2 separate regions of the Homo sapiens genome follow, and region 1 is linked to region 2. Evidence: chromatin contacts called from ENCODE Hi-C or POLR2A ChIA-PET data. All regions are on one chromosome and are shown on one strand. The core of a region is the stretch at or near the end of the contact, and the rest is flanking DNA. Distances in the headings are between cores, read along the strand shown. Region 1 holds the start of ZNF197-AS1 (ZNF197 antisense RNA 1). Region 2 holds the start of ZNF852 (zinc finger protein 852).

Evidence for each region. Hi-C counts contacts between places; a loop is a spot of excess contacts on that map. ChIA-PET counts read pairs that join two places held with the same protein, here RNA polymerase II (POLR2A). Pooled maps may share reads with other maps.
Region 1: a map of PC-3 shows a loop between it and region 2 (11-fold over the local background). The contact joins the promoter of ZNF197-AS1 here to the promoter of ZNF852 in region 2. A Hi-C loop is called at or near these places in 15 of 168 maps with a recorded cell type or tissue (CD4-positive, alpha-beta T cell, CD4-positive, alpha-beta memory T cell, HCT116 and 11 more), 13 of 37 single-sample maps with no recorded cell type and 30 of 50 pooled maps. POLR2A ChIA-PET finds 5 or more read pairs at or near these places in 16 of 52 experiments (A549, CD4-positive, alpha-beta T cell, CD4-positive, alpha-beta memory T cell and 12 more).

Annotation. Positions count from the first base shown.
Region 1 is chr3:44,620,250-44,626,453 of GRCh38, forward strand. ZNF197-AS1 (ZNF197 antisense RNA 1) reads right to left here and starts at 4,548. Exons shown (of 2, transcript NR_046658.1): 1 at 4,473-4,548. All of the region lies in intron 2 of ZNF660-ZNF197 (ZNF660-ZNF197 readthrough), which reads left to right. ZNF197 (zinc finger protein 197) reads left to right here and starts at 4,787. Exons shown (of 6, transcript NM_006991.5): 1 at 4,787-4,894. The region is part of intron 2 of ZKSCAN7-AS1 (ZKSCAN7 ZNF cluster antisense RNA 1); the gene reads right to left. RefSeq lists a silencer at 4,791-5,140 and an enhancer at 5,120-5,622.
Region 2 is chr3:44,506,555-44,512,282 of GRCh38, forward strand. It overlaps ZNF852 (zinc finger protein 852), which reads right to left and starts at 4,063. Exons shown (of 4, transcript NM_001423469.1): 1 at 3,999-4,063. RefSeq lists enhancers at 3,446-4,222, 4,223-4,999, 4,458-4,517 and silencers at 3,828-3,987, 3,998-4,057, 4,188-4,237.

The DNA of each region.
Region 1 (6,204 bases), core at 3,298-5,797, 110 kb after region 2:
ATCTTAATTCAACTGAAATGTTCTGTGATTGCCAATTATATACTGTTGAAAATTGAGTCTGTGTGTGTGTGCATGTATGTGTGTGTGTGTGTGTGTGTGTGTGTGTGTGTGTGTGTGTGTGTGTGTGTGTTGGGGGTGGGATGCAGAAAGTGCAGCTGGGTAGATTTTGGCACTAGTAAAGACCTCTATCAGGGGTCAATGATCTTTTGATTCGTTGTAGCATCATCAGCCTAGTAATAGAGGGCTGGCCTAGAAACCAATTCGGAACAACCTGAGATTTTCATTTTCATCTAGCCCTTGAGAAAGGCTACAGAAAGACCAAAGCAGATCCCCCAGTATCCCACTTCCTTTCCTTTCCTGCTAGGGCCATAACAGCCCCTTTAGCCTTTCAGATTCTAAAGCTCCTGTCAAAGCCATAGGCACTCCAAGCTCAGGTCCTCTGATTTTGTGATCCCTCTACTCCTACCAATGACTATGTGCCTTTTACAGCCTCTCCAGGTAGGACTCCGATGAGGGTAAAAGGATAGGCAATGGGATTTCTACCTCCCTCCAAATTGCAAAGAATATGGCTGTTCTGTCTTCCCTCAAGCTTTCCAGTCTGGACTGGATTTACCCCTCTCTGCTCCCAGCATGATTGGCCTTTCACAGGTGGCCTGTCCCCTTCTCCAACTTTCCGTTTGCTGTTACTCCCTCATTTCTACAAGATCCCTCTCTGAGGATGTAAAGATAAGGGGGTGAAGTTGTCCAAGACAGACATTCAGATCTGAAATGGATCCTTTTAAGTGACACTAGCCTAATCTAACCACTGTGGATGCCCTTCAGTGCCTAGAAAATCTTTAAATAACTAATGCCCTGAACTGTATTTGGAAGAATCCATATGTGATAGTTCATTTTACATGTTAACTTGAATGGGCCATAGTGTGCCCAGACATTTGGCTAAACATTATTCTGAGTGTCTGTGGGGGTATCTCTGGATGAGATTAACATCTGAATCTGTAGACTGATTGCCCTCCTTAACATGAGTGAGCCTCATCCAAGCCATTGGAGATGTGAGTAGAAGGAAAAGACTGAGAGAGAATTTGCTCTTTCTGCCTGTCTTCTGGCTGGGACATTGGTCTTCTCCCACCTTTGGTGATATGGTTTAGATTTCTGTCCCCGCCCAAATCTCATGTCAAACTGTAATTCCCAATGTTGGAGGTGGGGCCTGATGGGAGGTGATTGGATCATAGGGATGGCTTTACCCCTTGGCTCTGTGTTGAGATAGTGAGTGAGACCTGGTTGTTTAAAAGTGTGTAGCACCTCCCTCCTCCCCCGACCCTTGGTCCTTCTGCTGCCACATAAGACATCTGCTCCCACTTTGCCTTCCCCCATGAGTTCCCTGAGGCCTCCCCAGAGGCAGATGGTACCATGATTCCTGTACAGCCTGCAGAACTGTGAGCCAATTAAACCTCTTTTCTTTATAAAGTTCCCAATCTCAGGCATTTCTTTATAGCAGTGCGAGAACAGACTAACACATTTGGATTCCGACTAGGACTCAGACTGGAAGTTACACCAGCAGCTTTTCTGCTTCTTAGGCCTATAGATCTTGGACTACAACTATACCTTCAGCTCTCCTGGGTCTTCAGATTGCATGTCTTGAGATTTCTTAGCCATATATATTATATACATATAATCCTTGGTCATAGGTCAATCACATTCCAATTTGCATTAAAAACAACTCTGGCAAAGTGGGGTTTTATAGAAAGATGAGAAATACAAACTTTCCATTCAGACCGGGATTTCCATTTTAGTTGATCAGTAGTCTAAGATCTTAACCCATCTTGAAATGTCAGTCCTGTGCTTCCAGCCTCTTCTCATATGCCTATCTCAAACTCATTTATTTCTTGTTTGCTTAGTTTTTTTCACCAGTACATTTGGGGATTTTAAATACCAGGAATGTGTGTGTATGTAAAACAAAGGCTATGTGTTGTATTATACCACTGTCCCAGAGCTCTGGCCCACTTTAAACAGGTTTTGTATAGTTCCACCTTGGTCAAAGATAGGGTGTTCCTTTCCTATCACCATCATTCCACAAGGTTACCAAGTCTTTCATCTTGGGACAGTGGTGAGGGTGCTTCAAGTTCTTTGTCAGATGGGCAGAATCTCAGGGCACAAACTGAGTGACAAAACTGAGGCTCTGGGCTGGCCACTGGCAACTGGTGGTTCTTACCAGCTGACAACTCTTTGGTTACATGCTTCCGGGCCATTGCTTAGTAGGAGTGTGAATGATTACAGGCTCACTGGTCAGTGGTCCATAGTCTAGTTGGTCATTTTGGCTCCTCCCATTCCTTTCTTCTTTCCCAGCAAGGCAAGAATGTTTTTCACCTTACTAAAGGCTTCTAATGGCCTAACTCACTATCGTTTTTGTCACTTTTGTTTCCAGTCCCATAGTGTGTAACTCCTGTCTACCTAGGTAGGGCAGGGGAGGAGAAGGGAGCCTTGGTTTACAAGTAAAATTATAATTTAGTGTGGGGGGAACAGCAATCACATTGATCAATATTTCAAAATCTACTCATTCATACTTTGAGACCCATAAAGTACTATTTCCTTCTTCTCTTCCTACTTGATTGGCTGCTGCTTCTCAGTCTCCTTTGTTGGGTCCTCCTTACCCTTTTTTATGTCATCCAAAGGACCACCAGGATGGCTAGATAGTAGAAAAGAAAGTTGGCCGGCACAGTGGCTCACACCTGTAATCCTAGCACTTTGGAAGGCCGAGGCGGGTGGATTGCCTGAGCTCAGGAGTTTGAGACCAGCCTGGGCAACACGGTGAAACCCCATCTCTACTAAAATACAAAAAATTAGCCAGGCATGGTGGCGTGCGCTTGTAATCCCAGCTACTCAGGAATCTGAGACAGGAGAATCATTTGAACCCGGGAGGCGGAGGTTGCAGTGAGCGAGATCGCGCCACTGCACTCCAGCCTGGGCGACAGAGTGAGACTCCATCTCAAAAAAAAAAAAAAAAAAAAGAAAGAAAGAAAGAAAAGAAAGTTTTATTCACAACATCAGTTTACAAACTCGGAGAGATAGTCTCTGGCTTGAACTGAAAGTGGTGCTCTCTCTGAAGAACAAAGAGAAGGTTAGAGGTTTTACAAAAAGGAGGAATGTTACATATTGCTCTTTGAGAAAGTTCATTGGCAGTAGTAAGGGTGTGGGGAGCTGACAAGCTCCAGTTGGTGAGCAACTGCGGTGGGCAAAATTAGTCCTAGAGTTGCAGCAACTTATCTCAGAAGCTATAGATAAAACTGGTTTTGGCTTATAATAAGCAGTTTCAGCAGTCAAGCTTACAGAGAATAACATTCCTGGAGCAATGTTGTGTACCCTGAGTGCTTCCCCCAGCTAATTTCTCGACTTTCTTTTATTAGGTATGACAAAAATGACCCAATTCTTATGATCAGCTTTCACATTTCTTAGCATTTACCACCACCTGACACATTTTTATATTTGTTTTCTGTTTATCCCACTAGAAATGTAAGCCCCATGAGAACAGAGACTTTACCTCTTTATCTATGTCCCTAGTGCCCAGAACAGTATTTGGCATATGGCAAGTACTCAGTAGTTGAATGAATGAATGAATCAAGGCTGAAGTTTAAGTATGTTGTTTAATGAATGCCAGGAGAGAACATAAAGAAATAAACAGAATAAGCCTGGCACGGTGGCTCACGCCTGTGATTCCAACACTTTAGAAGGCCAAGGTGGGGGTGGATCACCTGAGGTCAGGAGTTCAAGACCAGCCTGGCCAACATTGTGAAACCCCGTCTCTACTAAAAAAAAAAAAAAAAAAAAAAAATAGCCAGGCATGGTGGCACGTGCCTGTAATCCCAGCTGCTCAGGAGGCTGAGGCAGAAGAATCGCTTGAACCCGGGAGGTGGAGATTGCAGTGAGCCAAGATTGCGCCACTGCACTCCAGCCTGGGCAACAAGAGCAAAACTCCATCTCAAAAAAAAAAAAAAGACATAAACAGAATAACATGAACCTTGCTCATTGAATAAACATTCATCTACAACCTATATGGCTTCAGCTTTGTACTAGGTGCTAAATACATGGGATCCATGCAGACATGGCCTTTGCCCTTTTGGAGACTTGTTTCAGCCATAGTCCCATATAGGGGTGTCAGTTCCAGAAGTCCAAACTTAAGAGACTGAAGACCAAAGAGAGGATCAGAGTGCCAGTTTCCTTTATATACACCTGACTTTACCCAGGGCGATGGACAGCTAGAATAACCTCTTCTTTCAGGGGAGAGATGTCCCTACCATTTGCACATTACCTTGCACCATCAACTTGATTATTATTTAATATCATAGCTCCAATATGTCATCATGTGGGCAAGAGATACACCACAGTAAGCGAATTCACAAGAGGGTGATTTATAAGTCATGTTATTATTTATAGTGAGAATTGCATAAGTTCAAGAAGAGACCAGAAAAGTCACCTACCAGGTCATTCAGACGTGAAGGTCACTCCCTATCAACCTCAATTGAAATGCAAATCAAAATAGAAATGTCCAACTCTCTTAGGAGGCAACAGGCATCCTGAGACCCTGGGTCCTGTCTTTCATCTCTGCACCCTTCCGGTCTGAAACAGCGGCCAGTTCTTGTTCGATGTAAGGAACACTAGTACCCAAGGGCTCAGGAGTTCCGCCTCTCTTCCCCAGTTCTGGGAAAAGAAACGAACCATAGAGATGTGGCTTCCTAGAGATCCGGGATGAGGGGCGGGGTGCAACCGGAAGTCGCAGTATTCTCGGCTCGGCCATTATTCTGTGCCTCGGCTGCCGGAAGGGCTCGTTCCTGTGTCATCTCCTAGCGGCCTGGCGCCGAGGCGGCGGTACGCAAGGCTGGAGCCGCAGCGGGAGCCCCCGGTGAGCGGGGTGGGCTCGGGGGCGGGTGGGCGTGCAGGGAAGGCGGCCCGGGACGCGGGCCTGAGCTTGCTGGGACTGCACAGCCCTCGGTAGCCTCTCCCGGGCCCTGACCCCCGGCATGGTCCGTCGCCAGCTTCGTGTTGGGGTTCGACGTCGTGGCCTCGGCTGGGCAGGCAGCCGGCCCGAGGGAAGTACTGAGGACAGCAGCTCCGAGTCTGTGTGTGTTTGTGGACCGGTGCTCCTGTCTAACGGACTCTGCTGGCGCTTTGAGAAGAGCTGCCTCAGTAGCCTGCTCCCCCAGCTCAGGCCTTTCTGCTCTTCCTCAGTCTTGTCTGAGGCTAATCCACAGAAACATTCTGAGGTTTCCCTATTACCGGTGGCGCCCAGACTCTTGAGGACGGATTTTTTTGTTTGTTTGTTTTAAGGGGTGGAACGATTTTAGCTTTTTTAGTCTTTTAGTTTTGTAATATAATGGTATTTAAAAATCAAACTTGAAAAACTCAAACTTGAAACCACCCATACCAACATTACTTCAGGCAATACATTTTAACACAAAGTACTAAGACCGTAAACTCAGAATAAATGCTGGCCTTTGCGCGCGCGCGCGCACACACACACACACACACACACACACACACACACACTCATTGCCAACCTGTCAGCGACGATTGTTACTGGTTTTCTCTTTTTGCAGCTTACCAGATTAAAGCTTTGTCGTGGACTGGTGTTTGGAAACTGTTGTTTTAGAACAGTTTGGGTTGTTTGGGTTTCATAAGTTTCTTCGTAGATGGAATTGTTTTGGACTTCTGGAATTAGAATCCCTGAATTCAGAATTTGCTCCCATGTCTCAGTTAGCTAAGTGGCCTTGAGTGGATTCGCTCCTCTGATCCTTTTGTTTTTTTTAACTTCTGCTTTGAAAACCTTTTGTGAGAAGCTAATAAAATGTATGTTTAAGAATTTGTTATTTTTATGTTATTTGAAAATTATTCAAAATTCTTTTTAAAAATTCCTTTCCATCACCCCCAGATCAGTTACCAAGGACTACCAAGTTTTTCTCAATTGCCTTATCCCTACTTCGTTTAGAACTTAAGTCATGTGTTTAGACTATTAGAAAAACCTAACTGACCTTTCTTGATATCCAGCCCTCCCACCCCCACCATTTCTCACTAATAGAGTCCTGACACCACTTAAGACTCTCTTCATGCTCAGAGTGAAAAAGGTCTTTCTAATTGTGGTACAGTACCCAGAAGTCGTAAAAGATTGACTGCATGGCAAAAAACACTTTAAGCAAAGTCACATGGCATATATAG
Region 2 (5,728 bases), core at 2,813-5,312:
TTAGATGTGGAAAGTTTTGTTCTACCAGACAATAAGGCTTAATATAAAGCTGTAGTACTTGAAACAGCATATATTACTGAAGAAATATAAATATGCAAACTGTAGATAAAAGGAAAAGTACAGAATCCTGACACAGGCTTATACACATATGTAAGTTTTGTTTTTTTGTTTCTATGGAGACGGAGTCTTGCCGTGTTGCCCAGTCTGGAGTGCAGTGGTGCAATCTCTGCTCACTGCAACCTCCGTCTCCTGGATTCAAGTGATTCTCCAGCCTCAGCCTTCCAAGTAGCTGGGATTACAGGCATGCACCACCATGCCCAGCCAATTTTATAAGTTTGATGCATGACAGAGATAGTGTCACCACAGTGTTACCTAAAAAAAAAAAATGAGGTTCATTCACCTGGCGAGTAACAAACGACTGTTTGTGAGAATGCAAGTTTAGATCAATAGGAGTTTTATTACTTGGTGTAAGTAAGGAGGACACTGGGAGTATTTTCCAAAGCAGCATCTCTCCAAGGGAAAGTAATAGGAGAATTTTATGGAGCAATGGAGAGGCGAGAGGCTACATCATCCCATGTATAGGAGGGGTCCCAGTGGTACAGACGCAGTGAGTCATTATGCCAGCACATAAGTCATGTGTTATGGTAATGAAGCTATAGCTACTCCCCGGGTGGAGACTTTAGCATGGTAATGAGAAAAGTTCACTCAGGTTCATCTATAAGTTGCTGGGGTCTGTCAGGAGCTGGGGTTTTTTTTTGTTTTTGTTTTTGTTTTTTTGAGAGAGAGTCTCACTCTGTCGCCCAGGCTGGAGTGCAGTGGCGCAATCTCGGCTCACTGCAAGCTCTGCCTCCCAGGTTCACACTATTCTCCTGCCTCAGCCTCCTGAGTAGCTGAGACTACAGGCGCCTGCCACCACGCCCGGCTAATTTTTTTGTATTTTTAGTAGAGACAGGGTTTCACCGTGTTAGCAAGGATGGTCTCAATCTCCTGACCTTGTGATCCACCCGCCTCAGCCTCCCAAAGTGCTGGGATTACAGGTGTGAGCCACCACGCCCGGCCTGGGGCTGGTTTTAACTAACTAGGTGACTGCAATCCACACAGGGTTTAGGAAGAAACAGGCTGCAGGGCAGAAGGCTGTAAAACTGGCTGACTGCTCAAGTTGATTAAATTCCTATGATCCCTGGAGGCCCTCTCTGTCTACTTATAGCAGCAAGACCTTCTTTTAAAAAGAGCCCCAGAACCTGTAAAATTAACCTGTGCCAGCAGCTGTGCTTGCTTAGAGAGAAAAAGGCTAAATATCAGTAACCACAAAGGAGAACTTAGCTCAGCAGTGCTACCCAGGCCTGAATCCTTGCTTCATTACCATATTAAAATCTCCACCTAGAAGGGAGAAATACACTTGCTAGGCACATATAGTGCTGGGTACAAAAGAAACAATGAGACTGGCCAGGCGCGGTGGCTCACGTCTGTAATCCCAGCACTTTGGGAGGCCAAGGCGGGTGGATCACCTGAGGTCAGGAGTTCAAGACCCTCCTGACCAACATGGAGAAACCCCGTCTCTATTAAAAATACTAAATTAGCCAGGCATGTGGTACATGCCTGTAATCCCAGCTATTTGGGGGGCTGAGACAGGAGAACTGCTTGAACCTGGGAGGCGGAGGTTGCGGTGAGCCAAGATCAAGCCATTGCACTCCAGCCTGGGCAACAAGAGCAAAACTCCATCGCAAAAGAAAAAAAAAGAAAGAAAGAAAGAAAAAAGAATGAGACTGAGCACACTCCAGTTCTTCCCATAGGGCCCCACCTCTTTCCAGGATCTCTGCCCCACTACATGCCCTAAGAGACCTTAAAAATCCCTCTTCACCACACCCAGAGGAGGGTACTTTGAGCATGAGCTTTTCCTTCTCCATTCCTTCATCAACAAATAAAGTTTCTGCACTGCTTAACGAAACTTGGTCTCATTTTATTGGCATGAACACCACCAGGCAGGTAAAGGACCCACTGAAGTCAAACGACTTCCCTTGAGAGTTGGTAACAGTAGCATTACAAGTCAGTGGGAAAAATTAAACTAGTCAATGAATTGTGTTGGGACAATTGGCTAGGCAAATAAAAATAGTAAGTAAAATCACACAAAAAATAAAGAAACTTAAAAAACAAAGCTAAAAGGCTGGGTGCGGTGGCTCACGCCTGTAATCCCAGCTCTTTGGGAGGCCAAGGTGGGTGGATCACAAGGTCAGGAGTTCAAGACCAACCTAACCAAGATGGTGAAATCCCATCTCTACTTTAAAAAAAAAAAAAGCCAGATGTGGTGGCAGGCGCCTGTAATCTCAGATACTCGGGAGGCTGAGGCAGAGAATTGCTTGAACCCAGGAGGCAGAGGCTGCAGTGATCCAAGATTGTGCCACTGCACTCCAGCCTGGGTGACACAGAGTGAGACTCTGTCTCAAAAAAAAAAAAGAAAAAAACCATAAAGACTCTAAGAACCCTGGTGTAACCAAGAATTTCTTAAGACAACAAAATGAAAAGAGTGAATATATTTGAATACATCAATATGAAAAAAATCTCTGTCCAAAAGAAAAGCAAAAGAAAAAAACACCAAACACAAACCACTAATAGATGTGGAAATGTAATAGCCAACAGGAAGGATAGTTTGAAAGTCCACAGTAAAACTAAAAAGACATATTCCTTACGCTACAGGAATTTAACTTGTAAGAATCTGCCCTGAAAAACACTTGCACGGGTATTCAGACATTTACACAGGTATTTACTAAAATATTCTCTGTAATAACATAATACTGGATTTAACCTACTTGTCCATCAATATGGCTAAATAAAAGTAGCATTTTTATAGGATGAAATACCATACAGCACCTAAAAGGAACATACTAGATCCTTATGCATCACCATGACTGTTCCACTATTCACCAGGTGGCCAGGCTGTGCTGCCAAGATTAAAAGGCCATCCAAGGAAGGGATAGCACATGATTTGAGGTCGCTGAGGACAGATACCAACCACATCAGGCCCCAAGAGGTACAGCGTATACTTACAGCAAAAGGAGAAACAGGGAACAAGATCCAGCCTCCTGCAATGCAAAGAGCCCCCACACCCAGCAGATCCACTCCACAGCTATAGGGCTGGTGTGATGCACACACCCCACTTAGTAAGGAAGAAAGATCTCAATCCACCCTCCCCACTCCTATGGGGTGTGAAATACAGAAGGCTGAGAGAATGAATGAAGGCCACTGACTTAAGAGATTAAACACAACAAAGGAGTACACATGAAGCCTGAAACACTGAAAGACACAAGGCATTAAATGCAGCAGCACAGGCTGTGAGGGCTCTAACTCTGCAAGGAAATGTTCCAGGCTCAAGGTCACTCTTACATTCTTAACTTGGCAATGGGCTATTTAAAAAAAAAAAAAAGACATTAAAAACTGTCAATTCTTCTTGTCTCCCAGTTTAGATATTCCTTCTTTCATTAATTTAACAAACACCTTCTAGGAGCACCTACTATTTCCCATACACTAAGGTAACAGCAGTTAATAAAGCAAACAGAAAGCACTGCCCTGGCAAGGGGCTTATGGGAAGATAACCAATAAACAAATACATGCTATGTTAGACGGCGACAGGTGCCAGGAAGTGAAATAAGACAAGAAAAAGGGAGAAGTCTATGCCAGATGTTTTCAATGTCAGGAGACCTGGAGACTAAGATTTCCGGACGGTGGCTACTTTCACTTTTCTTCCACTTATCTAATTGTCTCTAATAAGTACGCTTTATTCGCATAATTGGGTGAAAAGATAAAGCCAGAAGAAACCGGGAATTTTCCAGATTCTCTGCCCCAGACGCCCGGGGGGCGAAGAGGTATGCCCTCGGCGCGGCCGGGCGGGATCCACGGCCAGACCCCCGCCCCGGGTGCAGCCTCCAGGCCCGGCCTCACCTGCCACTCTCGCACGCACAGCCGCCCCCGCTCCGCACCCCGCGCCCCGCCGGGCCGCTCACCGACTCCGCCGCCGAGAGACAATCATCCAAACGCCGCCACCGCAGCCGACCGCCCCGCGCCTACCTCCCAGCTTCCCCAGTTGCGCACGCGCGTCGCCTCCCCGGGCCCTCTGCGGCCTCTCTAGGAAACTGGGAGGGCCAACATCTCTGCTTCTCCCTGGGCCCAGGGCCGCTGGCGGCGGGCGGCGGGCGGCGGGCGGCGGGCGGCGGGCGGCGGGCGGCGGGGCTTGTCCAGCATCCTTCGCCTCCTTCCGCGGACACTTGTCTTCCACGCTCTGATGCCCAGGCGCGCTCCAGAACTCTATCGGCTTTGGCGTATTATCCTACATCCCTCCCATCGGTTCTGCACGGCTGCCCTGGAGGCCTCTTTTCCTTCAGGGAAGAAAGGGATCCAAAGCTAGCGGTGAAAATAGAGCCAGCGGCCTGGCGCGGTGGCTCACGCCTGTAATCCCAGAACTTTGGGAAGCCGAGGTGGGCGGATCACGAGGTCAGGAGATCGGTGGCTAACACGGTGAAACCCCGTGTCTACTAAAAATAAAAAAAAAGTAGCTGGGTGTGGTGGCGCGGCGCCTGTAATCGCAGCTACTTCGGCGGCTGAGGCAGGAGAATCGTTTGAACCTGGGAGGCGGAGGTTGCAGTGAGCCGAGATCGTGCCACTGCACTCCAGCCTGGGAGACAGAGCCAGACTCCGTCTCAAAAAACAAACAAACAAAAAAATAGGGCCAGCACATCCCCAAACATAAAACCCTTGAATGGAGAAATTCCCAAACAAGGCAATAAGCCCAGCACTGGCCGTGAGAGTTTATTATCCCCTTTTAAGTAAATGCTACAAGCCCTAGGCGCACTTTTGCAACTGTTCAAGGGTCATCAGGCTGCACATGACTGACCAAGACACTCAGTTGCCCACTTTGGATGGAGCTACAGCTTTGTGGGAAAAACAGATAATAGAAATTACACAAATACATCAATGTCAAGTGGTTACGAACACTGTTGAAATGTAACAGAGTTATTTAATTGACAGCGACTGATGATAATGCTTGTATTTTTTCTGGTACTTTTCTGTATACTTCCGGTAGCTCATAACACACTGGCTGCCATGCATTGATTTGAGTTGCCCAAGGAAATAGAGTCAGTAACTGGAATAGCCACTGAATCCAAATCTTTTGGTCTTTTCACTACTGTGCTTCATAAAAGCTCTCCCGTCCCACGTCCCTGTAGAGGGAGAGTTGGGGATAGCATGGCTCCTAGCTGAGATCCCAGAAGCTAGGGGTAGAAGGTTGTGGGCAGGATAGTGAGGAGGGCAAGATTCCAAGGAAAACTAAAATCCCTGCCCAGGAACGGTTACCACCTGGGAAAGCAGGAATGACCCAACGCATCAAGGCCCAGAGTGTACTCAAAGAACAACAGGTTAGGATGAGGGTCAAAACTCAGACCAGAAAGAGCATTAGCTGAGCTTGGTGGTGCACGCCTGTAGTCCTAGCTACTGTGGAGGCAGAGGCGGAAGGATCGCTTGGGCCGGGGAGGTCGAGGCTGCAGTGAGCTATGATTGGGGCAGTGTACTCCAGCTTGGGCGACAGAGCGAGACCCAAGGAAGGAAGGGAGGAAGGGAGGGAGGGAAGTGAGAAAGAGAGAAAAGGAATGAAAGAGAGAAGGAAGAAAGAGAGAGAACGAGAAAGAGCAGGCTGCTTCTTGGGCTACAACCTGGAGAGGCTGTGTAACATTATGAGTTG